Linked DNA regions of Homo sapiens: region 1 is linked to region 2. A link is an interaction called in ENCODE POLR2A ChIA-PET data of the cell type or tissue named here. Cell type or tissue: GM12878. All regions are shown on one strand. Each heading gives the region's core, and the rest is flanking DNA. Links, peaks and the distances in the headings are about the cores only.

Region 1 (5,000 bases), core at 1-5,000, 85 kb after region 2:
TACCATGCAGCCATAAAAAAGAACAAGATCATATCTTTTGCAGGAACATGGATGGAACCAGAGGTCATTATCCAAAGCAAACTAACACAGGAATGGAAAACCAAATACCACATGTTCTCAATTTTAAGTGAGAGCTAAATACTGAGAACACATGGACAGAAAAAGGGGAACAACAGACACGGAGTGTACTTGAGACAGAGGAGGGTGGAAGGAGGGAGAAGTTCAGGGAAGAAAAACTGCTAGGTACCATGCTTACTACCCAGGTGACAAAATAATCTGTACACTAAACCCCTGAGTCACGAGTTTACCTATGTAACAAACCTGCACATGTGCCCCTGAACCTAAAATAAAAGTTGATTTAAAAAAAAAAAAAGATATTAGGAAAGCAGAGTCAGGTATTTTCCTTATTTAAACTTACAAATCTTCAAGGAGGACAATTGGTTGTGGCTTGTTGAGACATATGACAAGCCACCAAAAGGAGTTTTGCATGACAAGCTGCTCTCTAGCTTTGAAACCACCATATAGAAGGTTTACTTACATATAGGGTAGATTATAGAAAGAGTTTCTAATCTTTAAATTCTAATAATGACAACAGTTGGCCTTTATTGACTGCCTACTGTATATGTTCCAGGCATGATACTAAGTGCTTTGCTTAAGTTATCTCTCTTAAATTTTACAATAACCTGATGAGCTTGGTAATATTATTACTATATTACACACATCAGAATATGGATGTATAGAGAAGGTATATAATTTGGAGAAGACTGATGAGACATTCTGAATTGACTGATACAAATTAAGAATTTGTGTGTAAAATTAAATTGTACCTAAGTGTTTATGTTTTTAAAGTCTTTTTTTTTTTTTTTTTTGAGACAGAGTCTAGCTCTGTCACCCATGCTAGAGTGCAGTGGTGTGATCTCTGCTCACTGCAACCTCTGCTTCCTGGATTCAAGCAATTCTTCTGCCTCAGCCTCCCAAGTAGCTGGGAGTACAGGCTCCCGCCACCACACCTGGCTAATTTTTGTATTTTTAGTAGAGATGGGGTTTCGCCATGTTGGCAAGGCTGGTTTCAAACTTCTGACCTCAGATGATCCGCTCACCTCTGCCTCCCAAACTGCTGGGATTATAGGCGTGAACCACCGCGCCCAGCCTAAAAGTCTTGCTTCATGTTTATCATGTGTTACAAATGGCACCTGCTAAAATAACCTTGGGGAAAACAAATAAAGGCATTTTGAAAGGGATACTTTTTAATCATTGTCATCAATACCATGTAGAAATGTGATCTGCACTGGCTTAGAAAGTGACTTCTTCTCCACTACTTTTTCTTGTTTTTCCACATGTTGCCTCCATACACAAGTAGAACTTGTCAGGAGCTATCGCAAAGCTCCATGACTTCGCACCTTTGCCCATCAGCTGACAGATATTTTTAAACATTCAATTTTTGAGGGCAAGGACTGGTGTGTCCTTTTCCAATAGAGACCCAAGCAGTTGGTGTTCTTAGAAAGTATAAGCCACTGGTAGTTAATACCATGTATAAATGGATTGATGGCAATCTCCCCTTCTCTCCTCCCTCTTTCTTCTCCTCCTGATGGCATTCCTCAGTTTAACAGGCGTCATCATTGTCGCCGCTGTGGCCGGCTAGTGTGCAGCTCCTGCTCCACTAAGAAAATGGTGGTTGAAGGCTGCAGAGAGAACCCTGCTCGTGTGTGTGATCAGTGCTATAGTTACTGCAACAAAGAGTGAGTGTCCTACAGCAGGGCTGTTGCTATTATTGACCGCTGCACCCTTCCGCAGGTCCCTACACTCCTAGGAGTCTCATTATGAGAGCATTTCAAATCCAGAAATGTTTAACATTCACACTGAAATGCCATTAACTCTACACTGAAGGGTTTGTACACTGACTTTGGTCAGAGAAACCACTAAGAGAGAAAGTAGGGTGAGAGGAAGAGGTGTTCAAGGTTCTTACATGATGTTCTTAAATCAGGACTTTGATTCCTTAGCCCTTCCCCAGACAGAGGCCATTGAGCTTAGTTCACCAATTCACCTATTTTCCAGCCTCTCTTGCTTCAACTGGTCTCAGCTGGACTCAAATGGACATGTTCACACCTGCTGAATGGTTGGGCATCGCTTATATCAACTCTGATCTAGGTAGTCATTCTTGCTTGTAATCCGTAATTAGAAGAGCCTCCATACTTGCCTACACAGAGTTCACCTGGTAACAAATTTCAGAAACTGCTCATACCTCTGGCGAGACAGATCAAGACTTTGTTTGTTGGCTCAGTGTTGCTCAATTGTTTCCACTACTTCTAGTAGCAAAGAAGCATGAACCTAAGACTCCTAGAGCATCTAGGAATATGGGCCAAAGCAACCATCCAAAACCAGTTACTTTGAATTCTGCATGTTTTATTTACAAACTTAAATAGATTTTCTATTCTCCTCCATAGCATTATTGTGTTTGTCCTGATGTGAACATTTTTGGTCATTATTTACCATAATGATTACTGATCGCATAGGAAGGAAGACACACCATACTTACTCTACAGTTTCCGTGACCCTAGCATACCACTGCCTCCCTCCCTCCTGGAGGAATTACCCACACACCATACTGCTGAGATTTGAAATGGGCAGTTAGTATTGATGGGGGACTCTTTCATTCAACAATTCTACCCTCAAAGAGCCCTCCATTGTACCAGGGAGACACTGTAAGTTGATGCTGTCTACGAAGCTCAAAACAAAGAAGTGACTCAGGCATTTATTTAATAATTTTTCTTTCTCTGTTTTCAGTGTACCAGAGGAGCCTTCAGAAAAACCAGAAGGTAAGGCCAAATCCCGTTCTCTGTGACTCTTCATTTGTGTACTTAAGTTGACTCTATCTTCAGCATATCAGCTGTGACTGATATACTTGTCCAACTTATGCACTCCATCCAACTTGTTTGCCAAAGCAAATTCTTGGCATTTGTATCAGCCTGTTTCCTCTGAAGTTCATCATATTAACCTATTACACTGGCCTATTAGCTTCCAGCATTGAGAAGGCCAGCAACCAAATAATTTGGTTCTTAACTTTTTAGTAGGTGATTTTATTTTAGTTTTTCTTAAGTTTCCCTTTACCATCCTACCTCCCCATGCTCCCTCCTTACCCCTAGGTAATCCCTGTTAACAGTTTGGCCTGTATCTGTCCACAACAGGTTAGTTTTTAGAGTGTCCAGTGGCTCAGCCATCTATTTGAGAAACACGCCCCTTTGAAGGTTTCTTGTGTGAAGCAAGAAGGTTACGTGACAAATACTGTAACACTCGCCTCAGGTCTATGCCTGGGGAAGATGGTTTGAGGTGCTTAGTGGGGTGTCCTAAAGCAAACAAAAGGAACCAAGGAGAGAGAAAGGGGCCCTGAGATAGCAGGCAAGTGTCTACCTGCAACTCATGCCAGCTCACTGGACTGGGTTAGACTGAACTGCCAGCCAGTGAATGACACATGAATGGCATTTCTCTTCTCAGCTCTAGACAGCTCCAAGAATGAAAGCCCTCCATACTCGTTTGTGGTGAGAGTCCCCAAAGCAGATGAGGTGGAATGGATTTTGGATCTCAAAGAGGAGGAAAATGAGCTGGTGCGGAGTGAATTTTACTATGAGCAGGTAATAGCAATAAAATGCAATGGTCACTTAAGTTTCTTTATGATGTGTAGCAGTATGACAAGAAATACAGAGGTAGGTGAACACACCTGGCCTTTACTTGTTTATAGTGCAATAATATGGGAGCTAAACCAGTAAATCCATTAAGGCAGAAAATAATGAACATCTTGGGAATTGCAGAAGGGGAGACCAGGAAAGCCTTCGTGGAAGAGGTAGCATTTAAGATGAGCTTTGGAAGAATGGTAGGAGTGTGACAAGCAGAAAGCTGGGGGTCGTGAGGAGAGTGGGGATGGGGAAGGACAAAGAATACAAAATTAAAACATCTGAGCAAAGACACCGTGTCCAAAATTGCAGGGCATGATTGGAGAAGTGGAAGCTCTTTAATTTGAAGGGAACATAGAGTCAATAGGGTTAATAGAGAGCTCATAAAAGGTAGGCTTGAAAAGGATTATTTATATATAGGGCCTTACATTCTGCAGTAAGGACTATCTACTTGATAGGTTTCAAGGGCCTATGAAAGGTTTCCAAGTGTGCTTTAGGAATATTAATTTAGCAGCAGTGTGTCCATGGCTTAAAGCAGAAACTCCTCTAGGTGGTCAGACAAGTGAGCTGACCATTGTTGTCCAAGTCAGCAATAAGGACTTGCACTAGTGGACCAGAGAAAGGAGGGGACCTATGGACATTGTCAAGAAGTAGGTAACAAGGCTGGGCGCAGTGGTGCCCACCTGTAATCCCAGCACTTTGAGAGTCTGAGGTGGGTGAATCGCTTGAGCCCAGGAGTTTGAGACCAGCCTGGGCAACATGGTGAAATCCCCGTCTCTACAAAAAAAAATACAAAAATTAGCCGGGCATGGTGGCACAAAGCTGTGGTCCCCACTACTTGGGAGGCTGAGGTGGAAGGATTGCTTGAGCCTGGGAGGCAGAGGTTGCAGTGAGCCGAGATCGCACCAATGCACTCCAGCCTGGGCAACAGAGTGAGACCCTGTTTCAAAAAAATAAAGAAGTGGGTAAGAGGTGGACACAGTGCCCTTCTTCCCAGTAAAATGACATAACTTAAAAGCCAGAGTTTTGGCAGTGCTACTTAGAACATCTGAAATTTGTTTAGTTCCACTTCTGCTTTCTTGTAGAATCTGGTTCCTTCTTCCAGGGTCTTTCAGCCTTTTGAAAGGGGAAGGATAATTTCTGCCACCCAGCTGCCTTTGGAGAATGCTCTGGCCCCTGGACTCACCGTGTGTTCTCCCTTCTTCCACCCCGGCCAGGCCCCCAGCGCCTCCTTGTGCATTGCCATCCTGAATCTGCACCGGGACAGCATTGCCTGTGGTCACCAGCTGATTGAGCACTGCTGCAGGCTCTCCAAGGGCCTCACCAACCCAG
Region 2 (10,056 bases), core at 2,586-7,585:
GGGTAGGGCCAGGTATCCGGTGAAACCCCACCTCCAAGCCGGATACAGTTCAAAGCCTGAAAGCCAAGCTATATGTTAAATCCCTGGACCAGAGTGAGAACTTGTCTTCCTGTTTGGCACGCTTTCCTCTGGACTGATCCTCACCCTTCACCTATTTTACGTATACCTACCCTTTCCTAATTCGTTTTCCACACTGTCTCGCCCACCTTTGAGTGGTGTCTTTGCTTTAAAATTTTTTGCATAATTGCAAACCAATCAGCATGCACTCCCCATTCTGTACCTATAAAGAACCCAAACTCAATCAATACCGGAGACAGCCGGAATTTAAGGGAGATGGCCAGACTTTGGGTAAGACAGCTGGACTTCGGGGAAGAGATGACCCAACTTTAGGGAAGATGACCTGCCCTTCCTGTCCCCTCTCTAGCTATCCTCTCCACGGAGAGTCATTTTCATCGCTCAATAAAATTATCTGCCTTCACCATCCGTCAATTGTCCAACTGACCTCATTCTTCTTGGATGCCAGACAGGGACCCACCAAGTGCGGGTACCCAGAAGGCTGTCACGCTGGCCCTTTGCCCTCACCAGCAGAGGGCAACTGCCCCACATAACGAGGTAAGGGGCCAACTGAGCTGCTAACACACCACCGTCCGCAGAGGGCAGAACTAAGAGAGTACTGTAACACCCACTCTGGGGATTCGGGGTCACAGGCACCCTTACCTGGGTGCCTCCACGGGCCCTTCATGGAGTTTGCTCCTGGCAGCTCCCAGAGTGGCTGGCCGGATCCCACACTCGCTAGCTCATGCCTGGTCTGGCCGCGGATCCCACACAGAGCTTGCTCCTGCTGGCACTCCGAGCTGTGCTGGCCAGATCCCGCACTTGCTCACTCATACCAGCACATGAAGCTTGCTCCTGCAAGTGCCTGGAACAGCCAGCCAGATCCCGCACTCACTCACTCACGTGCTCCCTCCCGCAAGAGGTTGAGCATGGTGGGCCGAGTAAATGGGATACCCCTGTCATAAGTCCAGCAAAGGGGCTGAGAAAAATCTTCCATCATTAATATCATTAGAGTGCTAACTAGCAGAGGAAAAAGGACTAGCCTTTCTATACATACTATCCATGTGCCAAGTTTTGGATATGTTCTCAGATTTAATGAGCTGAAAACTGTTCAATGCTTTGTGATTTTTAAAAGGGTGAAACAAGCCATTATTTTAATTAAGATGATATATTTGGAAATATTCAGTGAAGTATCAAGTACCTTGAAAATGTAAAGTATTACTTTACTATTCTATCTTTAAAGAAAACATGTAAAAAATAGCTGAAAAGTTAAACAAGGGCAACTGGCATTTTCCCTACTTCATTATTTTTATGTACTGATTCAGTATAGTCTTGGAGAAAATAAAACATCATGTGAATAACAGTAAGAGATTTCTGGGTTTGTTTGTTGAGTTTGGATTAGAGTTTGGATAGTAGCATTTACTTTAAACCATAATAAACAATTTCTAATTTTTTTTAACAATCTCAGATCCTGCTCACAAATTTTTTTCATCTCTTCCTAGACTCAAAAAAATTATACCATATGCGATTTTATGGGCTGCCTGGAGTTACATTTCATTTTTTTTCAGGTTTATTTAGTGGGTGAAAACATTTCAACATTAATAATTTTTAGCTTCAGATAGTCTAGCTCTGAATTCTAGCACCCAAACCACAAAATTTCAAGTTGTGTTCAGTTCCCAGCTTCAGCCCCAATGGTGGTTAGAAAGAGAAAACATGCCAAACCAGAATAGGCTAAGTTATTTGCTTCTTGTAAACTCAGACTGAATACAATATTTACACAGCGAAAACACCAGTAAAAAAACAATTCACTTCATATAGTTAGAGCCAAAGTTTCAACAACCTGCTTGAGAAATGTAAAAGAACTAAAAAAAAAAAAAGTCAGTAGTGAATATCACTCAAATATCAGCAAGGAAGAAAATGTTAATAATTGGTTTGAAGAGGAAAGAGAATTGTTCCCAAGAAAAGGTCTAATTGTACTAAAGTAAAAATGAAGCCTGCTCATCTTAAACTTTTCATGGCTGAGAGGAATGTAAAATCTGGTCCAGTTAGGACCTAAAATCTTATCAAGTTAACTCTCCTCACATTCAAGATGAGGGCAACTGGACAGGGTAATCTGCCAAGCCAATACCTGGCAGAAGACAATTTAAGGATGCCTGGCTCTGATCTGAAACCAGTGAGCATGTTTTAAAAAAGCTTCATTAAAAAATATTTTTTAATGACCTCCAGCATCTAACTACTTGTCTCCGTTTGCTCAACAATTATGTAGAAATATGAGTAGGTCTTCAGACCTACAAAATTCATTTTTAAAATAACTAACATTCTAAATCCTAAAGCCAAAACCATAAAAAAGGAAAAAAAAAAAGAATCTCAGAAAGGCCAGGTTGCATTGCATTTTGCCTTGTGAAAGAAACCTTGATCTTAAATTACTTTACACCAACATGTGGAAGAGTTTATGTCTTGGATTCTCTCTACCACTCCCTCCTTTTTCATATTGACAGCTGCCGTTTTGGAAGTAAATGGGAAGGGAGAGAGGAAGAGTAGGGATGGGAAAAGAGCAGAAAAAGCAGGAGGGAATGGAAATGACAAGTACCCCAAGTTCCACCATTAACAAAAATCAAACAGTATTAAGGGATATAATCATTCATTTAACAGCAGTTATTGAACATGTGCCACATAAAAGACTCTAGTAAACCATTACAGAGCAGAATGTTTATTTCTAAATTAGAGAGTAAGTGAAGAATTGGGAACAATGGTCCAATCAACCGCATATGCTAAATGTCTGTATTAGAACAGAGGCCTAGTTATCTGCCTTTCAAAACATAGGGCAGGATAAATGAATGTCAGCAGACTGTACTCAAGGAACATCCATTTGAAATCTCTCTCTGGTTTTCCTGCTGCTGTTACAACTTGTGGGGCACATCTGAACCTCACTGCAGCCTGAAGAAGACAGGATCCACCTTTGCAGACATGGAGACCCATGAGCAAAAAAATAAATGTTTGCTGCTGTTGTCAGCAGCTAAAATCAACTAATAAATATCTATGTCTTACACTTAACTGTTTCATGTACTTCTGTTACATGGCTCGTGCTTATAGGCATTTGAGTTTACAACCCCTGCCTTATTATTTCCTGTGATCATGTAGGCCACAGCTAATCCTGCCAATTATAAAAAGAACTATAATAGGCCGGGTGCGGTGGCTCAAGCCTATAATCCCAGCACTTTGGGAGGCCAAGGTGGGCGAATCACGAGGTCAGGAGATCCAGACCATCCTGGCTACTAACACAGTGAAACCCCGTCTCTACTAAAAATACAAAAAAAAAAAAATTAGCCAAGCGTGGTGGCGGGCACCTGTAATCCCAGCTGCTGGGGAGGCTGAGGCAGGAGAATGGCATGAACCCGGGAGGCGGAGCTTACATTGAGCCGAGATCGCACCACTGCACTCCAGCCTGTGCAACAGAGCAAGACTCTGTCTCAAAAAAAAAAGAACTATAATAGTAATTGTTCCAAGAAAAAACTAAGATGCTGGCCAGGCGCGGTGGTTCATGCCTGTAATCCCAGCACTTTGGGAGGCCAAGGCAGGTGGATCATGAGGTCAGGAGATCGAGACCATCCTGGCTAACATGGTGAAACCCCATCTCTACTAAAAATACAAAAACTTTGCCAGGCATAATAACTATGCAGATATTACATCTCTCTGTGTTGAACTGAGTTCTCTGGTCCTGTACTCTAGATTATATTACAGTATGAAAATAATAGTTTTTTAAGATACAGGATCTCACCCCAGGCTGAAGTGCAGTGGCACAAGCATAGCCCACTGCAGGTTTGAACTCCTGGCTCAAGTGATCCTCCTGCCTCAGTCTCCTAAGTAGCTGGGACTATAGGCATGCACCACCACACCTAATTTTTTTTTTTTTTACTTTTTGTAGAGCTAGGGTCTTGCTATGTTACTCAGGCTGGTCTCAAACTCCTGGCCTCAAGCGATCCTTCTGCTTCAGCCTCCCAAAGTGCTGGGATTACAGGCATGAGCCACCACACCTAGCTGAAAATACCTTTTTTGATGATATCTCTGAATACTTTTTTTTTTTTTTGAGACGGAGCCTTACTCTGTTGCCCAGGCTGGAGTGCAGTAGTGCAATCTCAGCTCACTGCAACTTCTGCCTCCTGGATTCAAATGATTCTCATGCCTCAGCCTCCCAAGTAGCTGGCACAACAGGCGCATGCCACCACACCCAGCTAATTTTTGTATTTTTGGTAAAGATGGGGTTTTACCATGTTGGGCAGGCTGGTCTCAAACTCCTGGCCTCAAGTGATCTGCCCATCTCGGCCTCCCAAAGTGCTGGGATTACAGGCGTGAGCCACTGCACCTCACCTGTATCTTTAAATATAACTTTAATTTTACCTATTCACAATAGCATCTATCTTATGCATTCTCAGCATGGGTAATATTAACCCCAAGGGTAAAAGTTGTTTTGGAGGAAGGGGAAGATTTTACTCTTTTATGTATAAAGCACAGATATTTATACAGTACAAAAACAGATATACAGTATATGTGTGGTAGAAAAACTTCATTGGAGGGTGTGGTTAAGAAAAAATTGTTAAAAAGGCTTCTTAGGAGACAATAATGAAAAAATGAATGAGGAACACTGATCTATATTATCTCATATGAGAAGGCTACCGAACTGATTTGATCTCCACATAATACAAACTTTAAGGTGTTTGCTGTTCTCAGGGAATGGAACAATGCCCTGTAGTTCACTTCCTTCAGCAGGTCCGCAGAGTTGGTGTCTCTGATTTCTCCTCTGCTGCTTCTGCTTTAAGAATGAATAGCACTTCTCTACTTCCACTTTTCATGTTGGTGTTGTAACTGAATATGTAAGCATACACAGATTCAGTGACATTCACGTAAGTCAAAACTGATGATAAATAACCTAGGAAATTTTTAAGTTAAAGTCAGGAAAGAGAAACTATAAAAATGACAGCAAAATATTTCCAGATTGATTCTTACTCTCTCAATCTCCAGATCCACTCTAAGTTCATTCAATCAGTTGCCTTACCCCACCCACCCACCAGATCTATCTGACATCTATCTAGGACACTAGGCTTGACCTTTTAACCAGAAACAAAGACTGTGCAATGCAGTTAATTAGGCACCTTCACTGACACCTGTATTTTATTAGTTCTCTACTGCTTCATAACAAATTACCACAAACTTGGCAGCTTGAACAGCATCCATTTATTATGTCACTGCAAGTCAGTTTTGACTTATGTGAATGTCACTGAATCTGGGTATACTTATATATTCAGTTACAACACCAAGATGAAAAGTGGAAGTAGAGAAGTGCTATTCATTCCTAAAGCAGAAGCAGCAGAGGATAAATCAGAGACAATCAGGTCAGAAGTCCAGATAGGGTTGGCTAGGTTCTCTGCTTAAGGTCTTACAAGGTTGAAATCAAGATCTCAGCTGAGCTGGACTCTTATCTGGAGGTTGGGAGTAAGAATCAACTTCCAAGTTCATTCAAGCTGTTGGCAAAAATCTATTTCTCTGCAGCTCTAGGTCTGAGGTTCCTTTCTTGCTCTTATCTCAGGGCCACTCACTGCTTCTAGAGGCTGCCTACATTCCTTTAATCATGGCCCCTCCACCTTCAAGGCAGCAATGGCATCCTGAGTCCTTCTTGGGTTTTAAGCTTTTCTTCCTTCCCCTTTTTAACAGCCAGAGAAAGCTCACTACTTCTAAGGGCTCATATGATTAGATCCAAATAATCTCCCCATCTTAAAGTCAACTATACCATATAACATATAATAATCATGGGAGTGACATCTCATCATATTCAAAGGTTCCAGGGATTAGGGCAGAACATCTTTGAGAGGCCATTTAAGAAATTCTGCCTACTACAACATTTCTGAGAACAGAATGGTCATAAAGTTTTTTTTTTAATTATACACATACACACATGCATGCGTACATATGTTTACACACATGCATATATCAGTGGTAGGCGGCCTCTAAGACTCAATGATGCTCACCTTTGTTATCCATGCCTTTCTGTAGTCTCCTCCCACATTGTATCAGGTTTGTCTGTGACTAATAGAATACTGCAGAAATGATGGTATGTAACTTCCAAGGCTTTGTCTTAAAAAGAAATTGTCATTTCTACCCTGTACTCTTGGATCACATACTCTGCAGAAAGTCAGCTGTTGTGTCATGAAGACACTCAAGCAGTCCTATGGAAAGGTTCACATCGCAAAGAACTGCCAACAGCCAGGACCAACTTCCCAGCCATATAAGCCATGTAAGGAAGACTTCTTGGAAGCTCAACCCCACATGGAGTCGGGGATCCCCACCAACCTTGGATCCCCGAGTTCCCTGGTGCCAGCTGTTATAGTCCCACCAAGGGAGGCCAGGTTTTTTCGCGTAGCTCTAGGATAGAAGCCATATCCATGGAGTTTAGGAGCAGTCAGACTGCAGGCCCTGCCTCTGCTGTTCCTTGCCAGGCAAGGCCACTGGCCTGGGCCCCCAGCACGCCCACTCCACCACCAACTGAGCACTCTGGTCAGTCGGTCACGGCTCTGGCTCTGTATTTCACTGGGTCAGAGCTCCCGGAGGTAACTGACAGGCCCACTGCAACTGCCTCTGTCAGGTCCTTGCTCCTGCTGCTCTCAGGCTGGGGAGGGAGTGAAGAGCCTGAGAGTAAGTAGACCTCCAGCAGGATGCAGCTGCCTTGAGAGTAAGTAGACCTCCAGCAGGATGCAGCTGCCTTCAGGAAAGGTGGCCAGACTCTTTGCTCTCAGAGGCCCAGCCCCTGCTGCTCCTTACAGGGCAGGGCCTCCTGACTTGGGCCGCCAGCACAGGCACCCCTACCCCCACATAATCACTTCAGTGAGTAGCAGCTCTGTTTCTCTAGGGTGGAGCTTCCAAAGGCAACTGACAGGCCCTCTGCCACTGCAGCTGCTGCAGTACCCATCCTTGCTACTTCTAGGCTAGGGAGGGAACAAAGGTGCTTTCAAGCACCTCCATCAGCAGAGAGGAGTACCCAACCTGCTCCCCATTCCCTCTTCCCAGGTACACCCCCCATCACCATCACTCCCAAAGGCAACTGAACAGGTCCTCTGCCGTGGCCACCCCTGCTGCCCCCAGGCTGGGGAGAGAAACTCCAGTGCCAGCAGCTACCCTTCAGAGAGGTGGCCAGAATGCTTTCCACATGACCCCCTTCCTCCACTGCCCACTCCCCAACCAGGACTGCTGCCTTCTGGCTTCTACTGCACATAGCCGACCCCTACATGAGCATTTCAGTCATGGCCCAAAGCCCTGTCGAAAACCTTACCCCCATAGACCTGTGATCTTCCCTAGGGCTCCCACCGCCTAAGTGCCCTGCCTGAGAGTTTAGCCCCTCACCCAGATATCAGCCCTCACCCCTTCCCATCACAGCCAGGACCTGAGGCTCCCCAACAATCCAGCCCCATCAAGACTCATAGAGGAAGTCCAGCCAGCCATCTAGGGACTAACTAGGGACTTACAGATCTCCCTACCCTATTCCAATTTTGCTAGTACTTTACCACATCTCCCATTGCCTGAGGTTGAACCGACGCAACCAGCCAACACCACCAAAACCAACACACCCCTGCAGAGGCCCAAAGAAGGAGTCCCCCAACCCCGCTCTTAAATGAAGAAGAGTCATCACATTGGAGAGCAGAGGAGCCACACAGCTACCTATATTAAGCTAAGTGATGAAGTTCTGCCCCAAAAACCACTCCCCTGGAGAGTCAAAAATTAGACATTTCCTAAGGCTCTCAACCACATGGTGGTCTGGAGATAGGCTGCAGTGTGTGTCTGATCCAGGAGTCAAGAGCTCTAGAACAAGGGTGTGACTGGGCAACAATCTACATTCCAGTCTATCTAGAAGGGGCTTGTGTAGCACCCCAAACCCCCACAGAGACTGTGGCACAATTCACTGGGAGCTTTTCCTAGCCACCCTCATCAGGGTTGGGGACTACACTTCTACATTTGACATAGGGGTATTTGTGGACAAGCCAGGTTATCCACTCTACCCAGCTATGTCCCCAGCACTCCCGTAAAATAGGAAGTACATGGTATGCAGCCCTCCACAGTCTAGCCTATCACCTGGAACAACAGAGAGTTCTTCACAGTAAACAAATACCAAGTACATAACTGTCTGCTTCCACCACAGCTGACTCTCACCCGTAAGCATCATCTACTGGCCCGTAGGTTGAACTCCACAGCCCAATATACAACCTGCTGCCAGAACAGAAGGCCATGGAAACAAAGACAAAAGACCCTACTCGACATACTCTTAAGTCACACCCTTTAGTGAGTGGGGGAAGGAAAGGGGGAAAAAACAATAATAATACAAGAAAAGAAAGGGAAAGAAAACCCTACCTGCATGAAAATATCTACAAAAATTTGAAGTGCCAGCCAGGCACGGTGACTCATGTCTGTAATCCATCCCAGCACTCCAACCCTGGAGGCCAAAGCAGGAGGATTGCTTGAGCCCAGGAGTTCAAGACGACGGTGGGACACTGTCTATACAAATAATTAAAAAATTAGCCAGGCATGATGGCACACGCCTATAGTCCCAGCTACTTGGAAGGCTGAGGTGGGAGGATTGCTTCAGCCTGGGAGGTCGAGGCTACAGTGGGACATGATTCACTGTACTTCAGCCTGTGCAAAAGAGTGAGAACCTGTCTCAAAAAACAAAAATTTAGAAGTGCCAACACCTACAAATGAGAAGGAAGCAACATAAGAATGCTGGCACCAGAAAAATCCAATTTTTGTAACACCACCAAAGAATCACAGTAGCTCTCTAGGAAAGGTCCCCAACCAAAATGGAAACTCAGAAATGTCAGATAAATAATTCAAAGCATGGATTGGAAGAAACTCAAAGATATAAAAGAAAAGACTGAAAATCAACACAAAGAATCTAATAAAACAATCCAGGAAATGAAAAAGGAGATAAACATCTTAAAAAGGAATCAATTAGAGCTTCTGGAACTGAAAACTTCACTTTATGATTGCCAAGCTGTTGAAAATTTTATCAACAGACTAGACCAAGCAGAAAAAAATAATTACAACTGATATTTCAAACTAACACATATAGACAAAAGTCAAGAAAAAACAATTTTAGGCCAGGTGCAGTGGCTCACGCCTGTAATCCCAGTGCTTTGGGAGGCTGAGGTGGGAGGATCACCTGAGATCAGGAGTTTGAGATCAGCCTGACCAACATGGTGAAAACCCATCTCTACTAAAATAATATAAAATTAGCTGGGTGTGGTGGCGCATGCCTGTAATCCCAGCTACTTGGGAGGCTGAGGCAGGAGAATTGCTTGAACCCGGGAGGTGAAGGTTGCAGTGAGTCGAGTTTGCGCCATTGCACTCCAGCTGGGGCAACAAGAGCAAAACTCCATCTCAAAGGAAAAAGAAAAAAAAAGAAAGAAAGAATAAAGAATTTTATAAAATGAACAAAGTCTTTGAGAAGTGTGGGATTACGTAAAGCAACCAAACCTATGAATTACTGGCATTCCTGAGAGAGGAGAAAAAGTTGACAACCTGGAAAACATACTTGATGGAATAATTCAAGAAAATTTCCCTAATATTGCTAGAGATGTAGATATCCAGGTACAAGAAATCCAGACAACATAATGGCCATCCCAAAGGCACACAGACATTCAACGAGGTCAATGCAAAAGAAAAAAGTCTTGAAGGAAGCAAGAGAGAATGGTAATGCATGGACAGAAGGAACCCCATCAGGCTAGCACCAGACATCTCAGCAGAAACTGCAAGCCAGAAGAGAGTGGGGACCTATTTTCAGTGTAGAAAAGAAATACCAACAAATAATTTCATATCCCACAAACTAAGCTTCATAAGTGAAAAATAAATAAATTTATCTCGTCTTCTCAGACAAGAAAACACTGAGGGAATTTGTTTCAACTAGAACAGCCTTATAAGAGGTCCTTCAGGAAATGCTAAACATGGAATGGTAAGAACGAC

Evidence for each region. ChIA-PET counts read pairs that join two places held together with the same protein. Peaks named below come from ENCODE experiments on the same cell type or tissue, not always from the same donor. Only the 100,000 strongest peaks of a DNase experiment are listed, where the experiment ranks them.
Region 1: POLR2A ChIA-PET joins it to region 2 with 5 read pairs; 2 of 35 experiments call an interaction of 5 or more read pairs at or near these places.

Annotation. Positions count from the first base shown.
Region 1 is chr14:67,766,333-67,771,332 of GRCh38, reverse strand. ZFYVE26 (zinc finger FYVE-type containing 26) reads left to right here. Exons shown (of 42, transcript NM_015346.4): 29 at 1,603-1,739; 30 at 2,785-2,816; 31 at 3,493-3,629; 32 at 4,886-5,000. Among named protein-coding and RNA genes, the nearest start is that of ZFYVE26, 48 kb to the left of the region's middle. In GM12878, for the core only: no CTCF peak of the experiment used is centred there; no DNase peak of the experiment used is centred there.
Region 2 is chr14:67,848,719-67,858,774 of GRCh38, reverse strand. All of the region lies in intron 4 of RAD51B (RAD51 paralog B), which reads right to left. Among named protein-coding and RNA genes, the nearest start is that of RAD51B, 34 kb to the right of the region's middle. RefSeq lists an enhancer at 5,531-5,600. In GM12878, for the core only: no CTCF peak of the experiment used is centred there; DNase peaks (open chromatin) are centred at 4,871 and 5,343; H3K27ac peaks cover 819 bases.